2 separate regions of the Mus musculus genome follow, and region 1 is linked to region 2. Evidence: chromatin loops called from intact Hi-C (ENCODE). Cell type or tissue: gastrocnemius. All regions are shown on one strand. Each heading gives the region's core, and the rest is flanking DNA. Links, peaks and the distances in the headings are about the cores only. Region 1 holds the start of Swi5 (SWI5 recombination repair homolog (yeast)). Region 2 has its middle 16 kb from the start of Prrc2b.

Region 1 (8,277 bases), core at 278-8,277, 160 kb before region 2:
AGAAAATCAGTTACTAATTCTAGAAAGTTTTCAAAAACACAAGGAAAGTCTTCACTTCTGGACGGGGGGTGGGGGGTGGGGTGCTCTGGTGAGTATTTCCTGAAGGGGAAACCAGAGCCCGGGCTGTGTGAATCCATAGCACAACAAACACCAAATATGTGTCCCCCATTCCCATACACACAATGTGCCATTTCTGAGCTGAGTACTGAGGCCCAGCACCTGAGCAGACTGCAGCACCTGCCCAGCATCAGCTCTGTTAGCGGAAAAGAGCCAACGCCAGTCTGCGAGTCCCCAGAATAACAGGACATGGCCTTGGCTCAGACCACTCCTTCAGTTGGACAGAAGCCTGCTCCTTTTGTTTGGCACATGTCCCCTGGCACATGTAAACTGAAGTACTAAGTTATGTCCAGGAGGCCAACTCTCAGCCCTGCGACACAGGTCCTGTTGCACTTGGATGCTCCGTGTCTGAACTGTGCCTGCCTGTCAGCTCATCTTTCACCATCGAAGCAGCTACAAATGTCCCTTCCCCAGCCTCGAGTCCACTGGGAACCAGCGCTCCTGTCCCTATGTGAGGCATCCTGGAGGTCACGTGACTCTTGTCCTGTGCATCTAGTCTGCTATTGGCTTGAGACTGGCTCTCGAGATGCAGCCCAGGCTGGCTTGGGCTTGCCGTCCTCTTGCCTCAGTCTCTGGAGCGCTGGGCTCACAGGCATGGACTACTGCGCCTGGCTTGCTCATCTGTTTTGTCACTGTTTAGCAAAGTGCCTTTCCTATCAAGAATTCAGTCCACTGAGTTTTCAGAGAGACTGAGGGCAGCTTCTCCTGGTCACTCATTTGTTAGTTAAGTTTACATTTTTCGCAGTTAGTTTCTCTTCATTTTTTTTTTATTCAAGACAGGGTTTCTCTGTGTAGCTCTAGTTGTCCTTGAACTCACTTTGTAGACCAGGCATGGCCACTTCCTCCTAGACTCAGAGATCTGCCTGTCTCTATGCCTTCAGAGTATTGAGAATAGAGGCATGTGCCACCACTGCCTGTTGAGGGTTTCTTAGAAAAAAAAAGTCTTAATCCCAGAAACTATACAATAAATTCACTTTCTCATAACCTTATGTTCCTAAGTTTCAAACTAAAATGAGTTCATAAAAAAGAACCACAAATTTCTATGGTCTAGTTTTTTAGAGACAGATGCCCAGAGGACAAGACCTGAAAGGTGTTTTTGTGTTCCATCTGTCCCAGTCTGACAGTACCATGCTAGGCAGTCATAAACTCTAGTCTCATTCATAAACATCCGATCTGAAAGTTGTTTCCCCAGTTAGCTTTAACTTTCAAGGTGGGTCTCATCTTCTCTAAGATGAGAAATGATACAGGGAAAGAAAAGAACCCAATCAAGCAAGCAGTTGACAAAGCAGACACAGGAGCTGATGGTTAACTGAGGCAACACAAAGTGAGCCAGTGGCAGAGGGTCCCCAAAGCAGGGAGGCCTCTGTGGCATGCATGGCTGGGAGAGCAAGCCAGAGGGAGTCTCGCTCAGTACTGCCTCACCTTCCTCTTGTCTAATGGGGGGAGTGAGACCCCATTGGAACGGTTAAGGTCGGACACCAGCACCTTCAGAATGTCCTTAATCTACAGCAGGCAAGAAGGGAAAAAGGGGGGAGGAGGGAGGAGGGATGAGAGAGAGAGAGAGAGAGAGAGAGAGAGAGGGAGGGAGGGAGGGAGGGAAGGAGGGAGGGAGGGAGGAGGGGGGCAGGGAGGGGTGGGGAAGTAAGAAAGTCAGGGCAGGAAGAAGAGAAACAGTCAGGGAGATGGAACACTCAGGAGCACAGATCAATACCCAGGCCTGTGCCATCCTTCCAAGCAGCCACCTGCTGCCTTGTCAGAGGCAGCCCTCAGAGTAAGCAAGAGTCCCCAAGGGATGGAGTCAATACACCTGACCAATGCAGCAACTCAACATACACAAGACCCTTTCCACACACCCAGGATTACAGGGAGCAATCTGCAAAGGCCCCAGTCCCCAAGGCCACCTTAAAACCTGACTCTCAAATAAGACTTCACTTTTACACAGCTACAGTACAGCTAAAAAGAGAGTCTGTAAGACAATAAGCTAGTCCACCATCATCCTGTCAGATGAAGGAAGTGTGTGTGTGTGTGTGTGTGTGTGTGTGTGTGTGTGACTTTCCTGAGGTAACCCAGCAAGCTCACGACAATGATGGACTTAACACTCAAATCTCTTACAGATGGCTGCGTTTCAGAAGTATGAGAGCAATGATGTTCCCTCTGGTCTGATTTCTACCCCAAACCAAGAAAATCAAGCGGTACCTATTAGCTCACTGTTAACTCCACAGCAGACCCTCCACTAGGGGAATTAATAGAAAAACAACCGCAATAAACTTCACTTAATCTTTATAGATACACATTAAAAATATTACCGCTATTGTACAGCTATGTAAAAAGAGGCTCAGAGAGTTTAACCAACTTGCCCTAAAGTTATCATATTGCCAACTGATGGAGAGATAGAATTCAGACTCAGATTTAATTTTTCCTGTGCTGAGATAAAACCCAGGGCCATTGTGAGATGAGCCCTAGTTCATTACCATTGAACTAGGCAACAAGCCCTCAAAGCCAGACTTTTTAACCAGCACCTGACATTTCCACTTGAACCACAGCCCTCCCCGCTTCTTCCCACCTGCCCCCATTCCACAGGACTCTGTTGGCCAAGACTCACATTCTCTGGTGACTGACAGTCACTGGCAGTGGGTCTCTCTGGGCTATGGCCATTTTTAATCTTTTTCTTCTTCTTTGCTCCTGCAGGAACACCCGGGCTGTTCTTCTGCTGATACTCTCTCAGCTGTGGAAAGGAGAACAGAGAGAAATGAGAGCCATCTGCCTCACACTCACAGCCTCTACTCCAGCCTCTAGTTTATTGAGCTCTTTGCTTCGTGTTTCTGTATGTGCCATCTGAGTCAGTCTCACGTATCCCAGGCTGGGCACTAACTCACTATGTGGATGACTATGAACATCTGATCTTCCTGCCTGAACTTCTAAACGCACCAGGAGCAGGTGCCACCATACTTGGTTTCTACAGTCCTGGAAATCAGGCCTAGGCCCTTGTGCAAATTAGATTACAGAGTGGAATATTTCATGCCTGGTCTCTTTCTATGCTGTTTTTATAAAAATACTTTAAAAAAAATGTACATTGGTGTTTTGCCTGCATGTATTATCTGTGTGAGGGTGTCAGATCTTGGAGTTACAGGTAGTTTCAATCTGTCATGTAGGTGCTGAGAACCAAACCCAGGTCCTCTGGAAGAACACTTAGTGCTCTTATTTGATGAGCCATCTCTCCAGGGCCCGATAAAAATACTCTTATGTACGTAAGTCTCATGTAATGGTACCACGAGTCTACAAGATATAATAATGACCTCTTAATGGCAGAAGAAATGGCATGGCTAAAAAGGTAGTAATTGGGTTGGGAATGTAGCTCAGTGGAATACTTGGCTAGCATTCAAGAGGCCCTAAATTCCATTCCAGCAACATACACACATGCCCATACACATACACACAGAGGCAAACACGGAATCTAAACTCAAATCTTCTGATGCCCTGCTCTGGGGTTTGCAGCTCCCAAAGGGAAAAATCTAAAGGTAGAGACCAGAGAGTAAACATTTAGTTGGCAGGAATTGGCTGGGTGTGCTGTCACCTATCTATAATCCCAACTCCTGGGAGAGGCAGGAGGCATGAGAGGGGAGCCAGCCTGGGCTCCCCAGTGATCCCCAGACTCCAAAGACAACAGGCAAACACATGAACTACTAGACAAGAACTATGTATCCTGGACCTTAAACCCCACTCCTCTTTTCAGACATTTTCTCTTGCTAGCATGGTGGTGCTCCCCTTTAATCCTAGCCCTCAAAGCAGAGGCGGAGGGATATCTATGATGAGATAAGACTAGCCTGGTCTACATAGCAAGTTCCAGGCCAAGCAACTATATAACAGAAGACCGTCTTTATTCTTATTTATTTTTAAGTATATTTTATGTGCATGAGTGTTTTGCCCGTGTGTGTGTGTGTGTGTGTATGTGCACGCGCGCGTACTACATGTATACCTGGTGCACACAGAGTTCAGAAGAGCATGAACCCTTGGAACCGGAATCACAGATGATTGTGAACCGTCATGTCTGTGCTGGGAATAATTCTCAAAGACCATATCCTTATAACATATGTGTGTGTGTGTGTGTGTATGTGTGTGTGTGCCTGAACACATGCATGTTATGACATATACAGGATTGTCAGAGGAAACATATATGTATGCACACTGTGAGAAAGGATACATAGCTATGTCATGGTGCATGCAACAATGTCGGAGGACAGCCTCAGTGTTGCTTCCTCTTTCCCACTCTCAGACAAGTCTCTCATTACCACACACACCAGGCTAGATGGCCCCTCAGCTTCTAAAAATTCTGTCTCCACCATTCATCTAGCCAGACATCTAAGCTTACAGATTCATGCTGCCATGTCTGGTTTTATATAGAATCTAGGAAATCCAAACCCAGGTCCCCTTGCTTGTGTGGAAATACTCTACCCATGAGCCATCGCACTGTCAAAAGCCAAAGTACTCTCAATGCAACTTCACGTCAATGAGGGTTTTGGTTTGGTTTTTGGTTTTTCGAGACAGGGTTTCTCTGTGTAGCCCTGGCTGTCCTGGAACTCACTCTGTAGACCAGACTGGCCTCGAACTCAGAAATCCACCTGCCTCTGCCTCCCGAGTGCTGGGATTAAAGGCGTGCACCACCACTGCCCAGTACATCAATGGTTTCTTTGTTGTTGTTGCAGTGCTGGGGACTGAACCTGGAGCATTATGCATGAGAGCCCAGCATTCTAATACTGAGTCATATATATACAGCTTCCCTTCAAAAAAGAAAACAAACAAACCAGGATTGCTGGGTTTGGTGGCCTACACCTTTCACCCAGTACTAGGCAGGTAGAGAAAGGCATATCTGAGTTCAGGGCCAGCCAGGAATACACAGACCTTGTCTCAAAAACAAACACAAAATCTAATTTAATTTTTAAAAAGATTGTATGTATATGAGGGTAGTTGTTTGTTTTTGCTTACATGTATGTCTGTACATCATGTACATGCAGTAACCTAATTGGCCAGAAGAGGGCATAATATACAACATCTAGCCAGGGAGTTAGCTGAGATAGTTGTTAGCTGACTTGTGGGTGAAGGGAGCTATACCCAGGTCCTCTGCAAGAGCAACAAGTGCTTTTACCTGCTGAACCTCTCTCCAGCCCCAATATTGGGTATGCCATATACCAAGCTGGTCTCAAATTCCATATATAGACAAAAATAACCTTGAAGGCCTGATCCTTCTGCCTCTACCTCCAGTCTTGGAAATTAGAGGCATGCATTGCTCTGCCCAGCTAATGCCATTGCAGGATCCAAGCCAGAGCCTCATACATGGTAGGCCACCACTCTTGCAAACTACGCTGAGTACTGAACAGGCCCTTGTATATACTAAACAAACACCCTAACAACTCAGCTCCACTCCTAACTCCACTGGGGCCGTTTTAGCAACACATACTAAAGGTACACCGCAGTACTTCCTAAACCTGCTTCCTAAGTTTACAACATGACAGAAGGGCAGAAACCGTGAAGCCACGGCTTTAGTGAACATGGGAACAGAAAGGGCACAGCCCTTGTCATCGCAGAGAGAAGTCTCTACAAATCTATGAAAATGCCAAACCAGACTTTTATGGTTTTTTTCTCTCAAAAGAAGCATGGGAAAGTGATGTTTCCCGTGAGATGCCTCACCCGCATCCCGTGCTTCTCACCACCCCAGTTGGAAAAGACATTCTGGCTGAATTTTAAGTTAAGTTCAGTTCCCCAAGACACTGATCAACACTATAACATGCGTTTTGCTCCAGAGAGATTACAGTCTCTCTAGAGAGCAGACAACCAAATCCAAACCAAACCAATCCATGTCAGCAAGGGGTGCTGACAGTGTTGTGCTCACACTAATGCTAAGTTAAGGGAATGCGGGCGCCTACAGCGTCTCCGCACTAGATTCCACACTTGGGCTCCCTTCCAGGTGGAAATGGGTTCTCCACCAGAGAAACGGGAAAAGGGGCAACAACATTAGGTGAGCAGGTGGAGCAATCCAAACCAGACTCGGAGTAGTAATGACAGTTTCGAGGGGGGACTGTGACGTAACTACATTCCACTCCATACTACCAACGCCCGAGTCGCCTACAGGGCCAGGACCGAGGACCTTGGAGACAGGTGCCCTGGGAGGTCTGGATTGGAGCGTCCGGAGCCGGGGGCTAAGAGACCCTGTGTCACTGACCAAAGTCACCTAGGGGCGACTGAGAGGGCGGGGGCTGGGTTGCTGAGGGGGCGGGGCTGGCTGAGAAGACTTCACTGGGGGAGCCCAGGGCGCTGAGGGGTTCTTCTACCCGTGTGTCTCGGGAAAGACTCGGACTCTGGTCATGGGTCCTGCCGTTGGAGGAGCTCGGGTGGGGTCAAGGGGCCGCGACCCGGAGCGCTTTACCTTTTTCTTGGCCGCAGCCAATTTGCTCTGCCTGGTTTCTTCCGACATCCCGGGGCGGGGAGGGGGGAAGCGGGGGGGCCACATCACCACGATCCCGGCAGCCACCGCGAAACTGCTTCCGGAAGCTACGGCTTCTCTACAAGGGCCAGAGAAGGCGGGTGCAGAGCGCCCCTTGGACGCTCGGAAACCCAGCGTGACCTACCTTCTCCAAGCCCATTGGCTGATGAGAACGATGAACGACAGGGAGGCGTGGCCACGCGGTCGCGAGGCCTGAGCGACGGGTGGAGTTAACGACGAGAGCTGCGCGCGCAGCCATGACCCCTCACAGCGGCCTATGGGAAGCAGGGGCGGAACCGCTTTAACTTGGTGCGTGCGCAGCCTGACGTGGGGCGGTTGGTGGTCTCCGTCGTCGGTTTCTAGTTCCCTGAAGCAGCCGTTTAACCCCAACCCTGGACCCTTCCGAGTTTAAGCCCACCCCACTCCGGGTGCCCCGGACCTTAGGGTTCAGGAGGTGGGTGAGGAGCGCGCCGCGCTTCGTTTTCCAGCCCTTGCCCGACCCCTCACGCCTCCTCACCAGGCCTCTCCGTAACCCGTTCTCCACACTTTCCCCTTCCCACGATGCGCACCCCGACCCCAAAGACCCCCACCCCATCCCAGTAGCTGGGTCCCGACCCAACCTCTTGCAGCTGCGGCTCCCGCGCCCCCTCGGTAACCCCATCCTCATCAGCCTTTTTCTCGGGTTCCTCCCCAGGGGTGAGTCAGAATTCAGCCGACTTTACCATGGCGGCTACCGATCACCGGTGAGTATATCAGCCCCACCCCTCTGCATCCCAGCACCCGCCGGTCGCCTCCAAGCTTAGCCCTTTCCTAATTCCACTCCTTCTCTTTCCTTTCTCAGACATGGGTTCCTCCCCTCCCAGTCCTACCTGCCCGATGCCTACGCTTCTCCAACCGCTCTTGCTCGTTGCTTTGTCCCCTCACCCAGCCTGCCACCAGTCCCTGCATGGTTCCCCAGTCAAGAAATATGTGCATCTTTATGCTGACCACTCCCAATGCCACCCCCAAAACTCAAAGTTATTCATTTCTCATCCTCAAAAGATGAATTTTTAAAGTACTCTTTTAGATGATTCGCTTCTTTTTAGTAATTTCTTTTTTTTTTATACCCCTTCCCTTTGAGACAGTTGTCAATACCAAAGATTAGAGGAGAAAGACCCAAATCATAGTGGCCAACTCAAAGCAAACAGTTGGTTAAAGCAAACATTTTAATTCGTGTAAACGGGTCCCTAAGGCGGAGCTCGAAAAGTCAGCCTCGGATTGAGGACGACAAGGCTTTTTAGAGTTCAGGGGTAGGGGGTTTCTAAATGGGGACTTGGTGGGGTTACAGAGGCAGAACATAAGCATACCCGTTAGTCCAAATGACCTCCTCAAAGACATGATTGCAAGATGGGCAGAACAAGGTCTTCCTTTTGAAACAAAGGTGGGGTTGCAAGATGGTTATAAACAACTTTTTGGAACAAAGACAAGACTGCCATCCCTGTAACAGGCCATGCAGAACCATTTGAAGTTAAGGTTTTAGGTGGGGCATAGCCCAATTCCTTGAGAAGCAGGTTTAATCATAAAGAGGATTGAGTGTATTTTGTACTTAATAAGATGGCTTTTAAGCCTCAGATGGAGGCAGGCTGGTCCCAGACTCAGGCTGTATTCAAGGATGCCCTTTTGTGGTCCCACACTAGTTTAAT
Region 2 (8,329 bases), core at 291-8,290:
TCCTTCCCATTTCCTGTTAACTCCCTTCGCATGGGTGTGTCCTACCCACCCCTCCGGACTCAGCTTGCTGGTGTTCCCCATGGGTACCTATCTCCAAATTACCACTGTCAGATTTTCTGATTTCCCTCCCTTGGTCCTCACTTAACTGCTTAGGAGACTGGAGATAGCAGTCTGGTGGTGTGCACTGGGGGAGGAGGAGATAGTGTTGTGATGTCCATGTTCATTGCTTATTATGGGTTAGGCATCATTCTGAACATGTTGATACAAACTCACTTGATCTTCACAAGAATCTAGAGACAGCTTCTGTTTATACCTTCATTCTAAAGAAGATATTGTATGAAAGGGTTACATGCCTTGCTTGAAATAGCTAAGAATGTATGTTCAGGGCCTGGCCTCAACCCAGGCAATCTGTCTCCAGGGCTTACACACACATTTGCCAGGCGCCTGCCTCTCTACAGACAATAAAAGGAAAGTCTGCAGAGTGAAGTGCTGCTACCCCGGGGGAGGGTACAAAAGGACCCTCTGGGGTAAAAGAGGGAAACATGATCTTTTTATTTCTGATTATCTGATCTAAAAAAAACAAAACCAAAAAAACCACTTCAGTAATATGCAGCATACAGACTGACCAGGGACCCTTATCTCAGCTGAGGGTCAATCCATGTAAATCCATATTAGTACAATTTCATATTGTTCTGACTTCCTCAAAGAACCAAGCGGGCATCTGTTGCAGTGCTCGCTAAGTGGATTAATGCCCTAAGCGTTTTTGTCCTATTTAAACTAACGCTCATAGAGTGGATGAATTTTCAAAGAATCACATTCTAGAGGGTGTGGTGATGCTCGCTTGTAATCTCAGAACTCAAGGGGAGGAGGCAAAAAGATCAGTTCAAGATCCTCGTACACACAAGGAGTTCAAAGCCAGCCTAGGCTTTACTAGACTCTGTCTCAGAAAACAAAACAAAACAAAAAAAAAAAAAAATATATATATATATATATATATATATATATATATATATATATATATTTCATGCAGTGTACTACAGACGGGTCATCAAACCCAGGAATAGCACAGCCTGCAACGCCTCAGCGTTCCCGCGCATGCGCAGATCCGTGTTATCGCGGGGTAGAGGGTGGGGCCTTATAGCCGCATCCCTTTCCTTTCCCCCTCTTGTTTTTTTTTGGGGGGGAGGGGCAGGGGTTTACTGTCTCGCATTGTGATTGGACGAGCTATGGTCGGGGGTAAGCGATTGGGTGAAGTTTCTGCCTCTCTCCCAGAAATTTGCTCCGATTGGCTGAGATTCCGCGACGCGCTGTGAGGTCATCCGTACTGCGACGTCCGGCAGATTGTGGGGCTGGCAGCGCCCGGTTGTTATTGGCTGCTGTGCGGTCCGGGTCGCCCGGGATCCGGCCGCAGCGGGTTTCCTCGAGTTTGGAACCCAGGCTTGGTAACTTAGTAAGCAGCTAGGAGCAGTCAGTCCCCTGCAGATACAGAACACCGGGCTGTCTGTCTTGTGTTTCAGAGACGGGGTTTCTCACTCAAGTCACGCTCTGTCTGGGCAGCGAGCTGCTGAAGTCATCCTCCTGTCTCCGCCTTTCCAGCTCTGCGGTTTTCCACCACGCATGGTGCTGGAGATTGAAATCACGTCCTCCTGCCTTCATGGCTAGCCGTTTTCCCACCGAACTCTTTCCTTAGCCACCACTAGTCAAAGGCCAGTTGCTGGGCGGCCTTATTAACCGGTCTCTGGTGGCAGGAGAGGAACTTCAGGGGAAGTGTAACCAGCCAAAGGCTTTGCAAAGTTGGTCTGAAGTTCTGAGGCCTGTAGAAAGCGAATCGTACCCAACCACATTTTGTTATTGATCTTGTTTGGTTTTTTGTTTTTCCAAGGCAAAATCCTCTCTATAGTCTTGTTTGTCCTGGTTCTGACTTAAAAAAAACACCAGGTATGAACATGAGGCACATGTATACGTGCAGACAAAATACTCATGCACATCAAATACATATCTAACAAAACCACAAAATAATAATAAAAGTGGAGAGCTATTAGGAAGGCATGTAAGGTCGCCTGTGGCCTCCAGGAGTTCATGCAGAAATGTTATAAATTAGCTGGGCGGTGGTGGCACACGCCTTTAATCCCAGCATTTGGGAGGCAGAGGGAGGATTTCTGAGTTCGAGGCCAGCCTGGTCAACAAAATGAGTTCCAGGACAGCCAGGGATACAGAGAAACCCTGTCTCAAAAACCAAACAAACAAACAAACAAAAAGTTATAAATTTGTCAAAGTGGACCAACTGTCCTCAGAGAAATGAGAATACTTGTACACAAAAGTTTATAACAGCTGTGACCAGAAAGATGTACCCACCCTCATTAGTCCCCAGCTCATGTGTGTTGTTACTGGACCTGCGTGGGGAATGGGCGGGTGTGACTAAGGATCCCAGCAAATACAGTGGAATCCTTGGGGCTGACAACAGTTGCAGAGGTGATTGATGGTTGTGCTCTTGGGACATGAGGAAGGGACCATGAGCTAAGGGACTAACGATAAACTCGACAGCATTTGGATCTCTTAAGAAGCAGACTGAAGGCTGGAAGATGGCTCAACGGGTAAGAGCACTGACTGCTCTTGCAAAGGTCCTGAGTTCAAATCCCAGCAACCACATGGTGGCTCACAACCACCTGTAATGAGATCTGACGCCCTCTTCTGGTGCATCTGAAGCCAGCTACAGTGTACTTAGATATAATAATAAATAAATCTTTAAAAAAAAAGATTGTTTTAAAAAGAAAGGAAGAAAGAAAGAAAGCAAGCAAGCAAGCAAGCCGGGCATGGTGGCGCACACCTTTAATACCAGCACTTGGGAGGCAGAGGCAGGCAGATTTCTGAGTTCAAGGACAGCCTGGTCTACAAAGTGAATTCCAGGACAGCCAGGGCTATACAGAGAAACCCTGTCTTGAAAAACCAAAAAAAAAAAAAGAAGAAGAAGAAGAAAAAGAAGAAGCAGCAGCAGCAGACTGGGTCAGGAGTTAGGGGTGGGGGAGGCTTAGAGGACAGGGTCACAAACGGCCTGAGAAAATTAAAACATGAAGGTATCATTTCTTATAAAAATAATTTTATTTTATGTGCATTGATGTGAGGGTGTCAGATCCCCTGAAACTGGAGGTACAGACAGTTATGAACTTCATGTGGTTGCTGGGAATTGAACCCAGGTCCTTGGAAGAGCAGCCAGTGCTCTTAGCCACTGAGGCATTTTTTTTTTTCCAAGACAGGGGTTTCTCTGTATAGCCCTGGTGATCCTGGAACTCGCTCTGTTGTAGACCAGGCTAGCCTTAAACTCAGAGATCCACCTGCCTCTGCCTCCTGAGTCTGAGTGCTGGGATTAAAGGTGTGCACCACCTTGGCCCAGCCTGTCAAAACAACAGAAAAACAACAAAACTGTAACAAATAAAACAGCAGCAATCTGTGGAGGATCTGAAATTTAGTTCTTCATCAGCAAATATCAAAAGCTGACAGAGCCAGGCTGCCACAAGTCCTCTGTCAGCAGACAGGGCTCCACACAGATGATGCAGATGACACTGGCATGTGCTGCCACCAAAAGTAACATTTGATTGTGAGTCTTACTCTGTAGCCCAGGCTGGTATTGAACCCATAGCAATCTTCTTGCCAGCCTCATGTCTGAGTCAGCATGGCTCCATGGAGAGTTTGAAGCCATCATGGTCTATATGAGACCCCATCTCCAAACAATATATATATATATATATATATATTTGCAACAGAGTAGAGTCAGATGCAGTGGGATAGAGACAGGGGGTTGAGAGTTTGAGGCCAGCCTGGCCTACACAAGGAAATTTCACTAACAAAACCAAAGAATCCAGAAACCAAACCATATACATAGATAGATAGATAGATAGATAGATAGATAGATAGAAAGAAAGAAAGAAAGAAAGAAAGAGGGTTTCTCTGTATAGTCCTGGCTCCCTGACTTACTCTGTAGACCAGGCTGGCCTCAAATCTGCCTCCCAAGCACTGGGATGAAAACCATTCACCACCACTGCTTAGCTATGCCAGGCGTGGTGGCGCACGCCTTTAAACCCAGCACTCGGGAGGCAGAGGCAGGCAGATTTCTGAGTTTGAGGCCAGCCTGGTCTACAGAGAGAGTTCTAGGACAGCCAGGGCTTCGCAGAGAAACCCTGTCTCGAAAATAAATAAATAAATAAATAAATAAACAAGACAAAAGGCCTCCTGCGTTCGTACCACTATCTCTTATTGAATTTAAGCTTATATAGCTTTTACCTAGCTTTGTATGTAGTGTGTGTGTGTGATCCCTGAAGTTGACATTGGGACTTTCCTCCAACAGCTTCCATTTTATGCACTGAGGTGGGGTCTCTCACTGAATCTGGAGCGCTACAGTTCTGGCTAGTCTAGCCAGCTGGTTTGTTCCTGGGATTCCCCCCGGCTTTTTACCTGGGTTCTGGGGATCTGAATTCTGGGGTCCTTCAGGTTCCTCTACTTTCCCAGCAAACCCATTTTTCACTGAGTCATCTCCCTGGCCCAAGAGTAAAACTGTCTCTTCTTACTTTCTCCGAGGCAGGAGCTGTGGTCTGTATCCACCTATGGAATGTCCCCTACTCACTCCCTAGCCTGTTTCCCTCCTCTTCCTAGGGGAGCTCTCAGCAGCAGCAGGAATCCTTCCCCTACCCCATGCCTTTCCTGACTGACTCCTTGGAAATGCTGCCATGTAAGGCTCTGCAAGAAATGCCACTCCCCCCAGGACCTCAACACCTTCCTGGGTCAAGATTCCTGGCTGAATGCAGGCTGGCACTTACCCAGGGTCCTCTGCTTTTAATTCTTGTCCCTCCTGTGATGGGATTCCAATGGCCTTCCATACAAAGCCTTTACATCTTACCCTTCCCTGCACCTCTCTTCTGATCAGGGCCTTCCTTGCCATCCAGGTTCTATGAAACTTCCTGGGGCTCCTCCAGACATCAAGTCTAGACATCTAGACTGTTATAGCATGTCCTGCAGCGCCCTCACCTGCCTTCAATAAATCTCCAGCAAACACTCACCTTCTCTAGAGAGAGGAGTGCTATGCTGAGGATGACCAGCAGGGGGTGCCACAAGCTCTATATTTATTCCAGTTACGGTCTTCTGTGGCCAGCACTGGGCTCTAAAGATCTGGAAAAAGGGTACTTCTCCACCAGAATACAGAGACTGGGTACAGAGAGGAGTTCAGGGAATATTGATTAAGTTGAGCATGATCTAGACATTGGGGAACAGGCAGAAGGACTGTATGTTTAAGGTCAGCCTGGGCTACAGTGCAAGAATGTCTTACAACAAAAGGTCCCGGGGTGTGGTGGGCTCCAGTACTCAGGAGGCAAGGGTAGGGGGATCTCAGTGAGTCTAGAGCCAGCCTGATGTACATAGCAAGTTCAAGGCTAGCCACAGATACATGATGAGACTCTGCTGAGGGAGAGATGACTCCGCTGGCAAGCCTCTTGCCACACAATCATGAAGGCCTGGATCTGGGTCCCTAAATACCTGCCTGGCAGCCAGGTGCTGCAGTGTATGTCTGTAACCTCCACACTGGTGGTGCGGCAGAAACAAGGAAACCTCTGGATTTCACTGGCTACCATTACCCATCTGGTCAATTTTTGCTTCAGTAAGAGATCCTGCCTCAAAAAACAAGATGGAGCGCTGTTCTGGAAGACACCTGATGTCAGCCTCCGGCCTCAACACTGCACATGCATTGCTCATTGGGCACACACACACACTACATACAAAGCTAGGCAAAAGCTATATAAGCTTAAATTCAATAAGAGATAGTGGTAGGAATGCAGGAGGCCTTTTGTCTTTTTTATTTATTTATTTATTTATTTATTTATTTATGTATGTATTTTCGAGACAGGGTTTCTCTGCGAAGCCCTGGCTGTCCTAGAACTCTCTCTGTAGACCAGGCTGGCCTCAAACTCAGAAATTCACCCGCCTCTGCCCCCCAAGTGCTGGGATCAAAGGTGTGTGCCACCACGCCCGGCTATTTATTTATTATATCTAAGTACACTGTAGCTGTCACACCAGAAAAGGGCATCAGATCTCATTACAGATGGTTGTGAGCCACCATGTGGTTGCCGGGAATCGAACTCAGGACCTCTGGAAGAGCAGTCAGTGCTCTAAACCGCTGAGCTATCTCTCCAGCCCATTGTTTTATTTTTAATGGTTCCAGGCTTTATTACATTGCAAAGGTTAGGGCTAGGGACTTGGGTACTGTAGGTACTTTAGTTTGCTAGAGACACTGTAACAACCCACAGAAGTGTATTACCTCACAGTTTAGGGGATCAGTGGGCCAAAGGTAAGGTGTGAAGACCTAGGGAAAGGCTGTCTAGGTCTGGCTCCGCCCTCTCGTCTGGCCCCTCCCTTCCGCCTGGGTCTTCCCTTCCCCCTAGCCCCTCCCTCCGTCCTGACCTTCCCTCTCATCTGGCCCCTCCCTTCCCTCTGGGTCCTCCCTTCCCCCAGCCCCTCCCTCCGTCCTGACCTTCCCTCACATCTGGACCCTCCCTTCCGTCTGGCCCCTCCCTCCCATTTGGCCACGCCCTCCCGTCTGGCCTCTCCCTCTCGGTAGCCTCTGGCTCCTTTTCCTTGCCTTATGAAAGCATCGCTGCCTCCTTCCATCTGTGCTCTTCTCTCTGCTCGGAGAACTCCCTGCCTGCCCCCTCGTATGTGCTTTCAATTGGCTCTATTTTTTTCCCACTTTTTTTTTTTTTTTTTTTTTTTGGAGGCAAGGTCTCTCAGTGAACCTGGACTTCACCATGTTAGTTTGACTGTGTGGCCAGCATGCCCCCAGGACTCTGCTGTCTCTGTCCCCCCAGAGCGGGATTGCAGATGTACACTGTTGCCCCCGGCTTTTACACAGGTGCCAAGGGGCCGACCTCAGCTCCTCACACCTGCACAGTAAGCACTTGGCCACTGAGCAGTGCTCCCAGGCCCTAACTTCACCAGTTCCGTTTGTTAGGTCTGAGGCTCAAACCCTGGACATGGTGTGAAGTGGGTTTTTTGTTTGTTTGTTTGTTTGTTTTGTTTTGTTTTGTTTTAACCACTGGAACTGAACTTCAGATCTGCCTCTTGTTTTTTCTCTAAAATGTATTTATTTGTGTGTGAATGTTTTCTCGGAGTTGGTTCTCTCTTTCCACCATGTAGGGCCTGAGCATTGAACCAACTTGTCAGCTTGGTGCAAATGCAGTTATCTGTTGAACTATCATACAGGAGGACTCCTGCCGTTTGTTTATGCTGTGGCTTTTTTTTTTTTTTTAAATAAGGTGATCTTAGTAAGCTAGGGTAACCTTATTTTAGCTTCTTCTTATGGCTGTAAAGACAAAATAAGGTCACATCTGGGGGCCTAGGGTTAGGTCCCCAACACATCTACTTTAGGGGGTGCACAGTTCAACTGCTAAACCTCTGTAAGCTAAGAGGGCCAGACAGTAAGTGGGCTAAGTTTTCAGACCCAGGACCAACATCACATCCCTGGGACAGAGCTCCATTTATCATGTCTCTACTGCACACCCTGGTTAGGGTCAGGATGGATGCTCATGGCTGGGCTAGAGGGTATAAGAGCTCTCTTCAGGATCCCCAAGCTGGGGCTAGCTGGAGGTCTGTGCATTGTGGACAGGCTGGGGGTTAGCCCTGGCTAATGTTGCAGATGGGAAAGACTGAGGTTAGCTTCAGGACACAAAGGTAGTAGTGGATGGGCCAGGCTTGGACGGGAGTTGCTGACACTGGTCCCTACGGCCACGCAGCCTGGGATCACTGCTCTGCATCTGACTCCTCTAATTGTGACACTTAGCCTTCTGTGTCTCATTGCCTCCTGTCTCTGGCTCTACTCCAACCCGGATAACCTTGACCTGCGTGGGCTTTACGGCCTCTGAGAGGGCCCTCTACTCTTGCTTATCAGTCATGGATTCCATGGCTGCCTCCTCCTGTCCCTCTCTTCAAAACCTCCCCACAAGGTCTCAGGCCTCTTTGCAGATAAAGACTCAGGAGGTCAGAGACCTTGTGGTTTGTCCAACGTTGAGAGTCCAGACCCCAGGGCTCGGCGGCTCACAGGTACCCAAATCATTCTGTCAGATCTTTTGAGCTTCCAAAGGGAAGGGGAGAGGGGACCCCATCTCCATTTTCAGTCTACTGTGCTGTGTATATGTAACAGTGGCTTGGATCAGAAAGGATACCTTACAGGGGCTAAAGACTAGAGAGAGAGAGAGAGAGAGAGAGAGAGAGAGAGAGAGAACGAACTGCCCTAGCATGCAGGAGGTCCAGGCTTCCATCCCCAGCACCCAGTAAGCCAGAGTTCATCCCA

The links. A loop is a pair of places that touch in the nucleus more often than their neighbours do. Peaks named below come from ENCODE experiments on the same cell type or tissue, not always from the same donor. Only the 100,000 strongest peaks of a DNase experiment are listed, where the experiment ranks them.
Region 1: it touches region 2 in a loop (4-fold over the local background); 14 of 42 quality-filtered maps call a loop at or near these places.

Annotation. Positions count from the first base shown.
Region 1 is chr2:32,286,658-32,294,934 of GRCm38, reverse strand. Swi5 (SWI5 recombination repair homolog (yeast)) reads left to right here and starts at 6,866. Exons shown (of 5, transcript NM_175190.5): 1 at 6,866-7,049; 2 at 7,290-7,338. Golga2 (golgi autoantigen, golgin subfamily a, 2) reads right to left here and starts at 6,609. Exons shown (of 26, transcript NM_001080968.2): 1 at 6,539-6,609; 2 at 2,720-2,842. The coding sequence starts at 6,586. In gastrocnemius, for the core only: a CTCF peak has its summit at 5,137 (motif pointing right); DNase peaks (open chromatin) are centred at 351 and 6,803; H3K4me3 peaks cover 3,103 bases; H3K27ac peaks cover 5,251 bases.
Region 2 is chr2:32,130,963-32,139,291 of GRCm38, reverse strand. No RefSeq gene overlaps it. Among named protein-coding and RNA genes, the nearest start is that of Prrc2b, 16 kb to the left of the region's middle. In gastrocnemius, for the core only: a CTCF peak has its summit at 5,065 (motif pointing right); DNase peaks (open chromatin) are centred at 1,204, 5,070, 6,531 and 6,849; H3K4me3 peaks cover 1,431 bases; H3K27ac peaks cover 4,973 bases.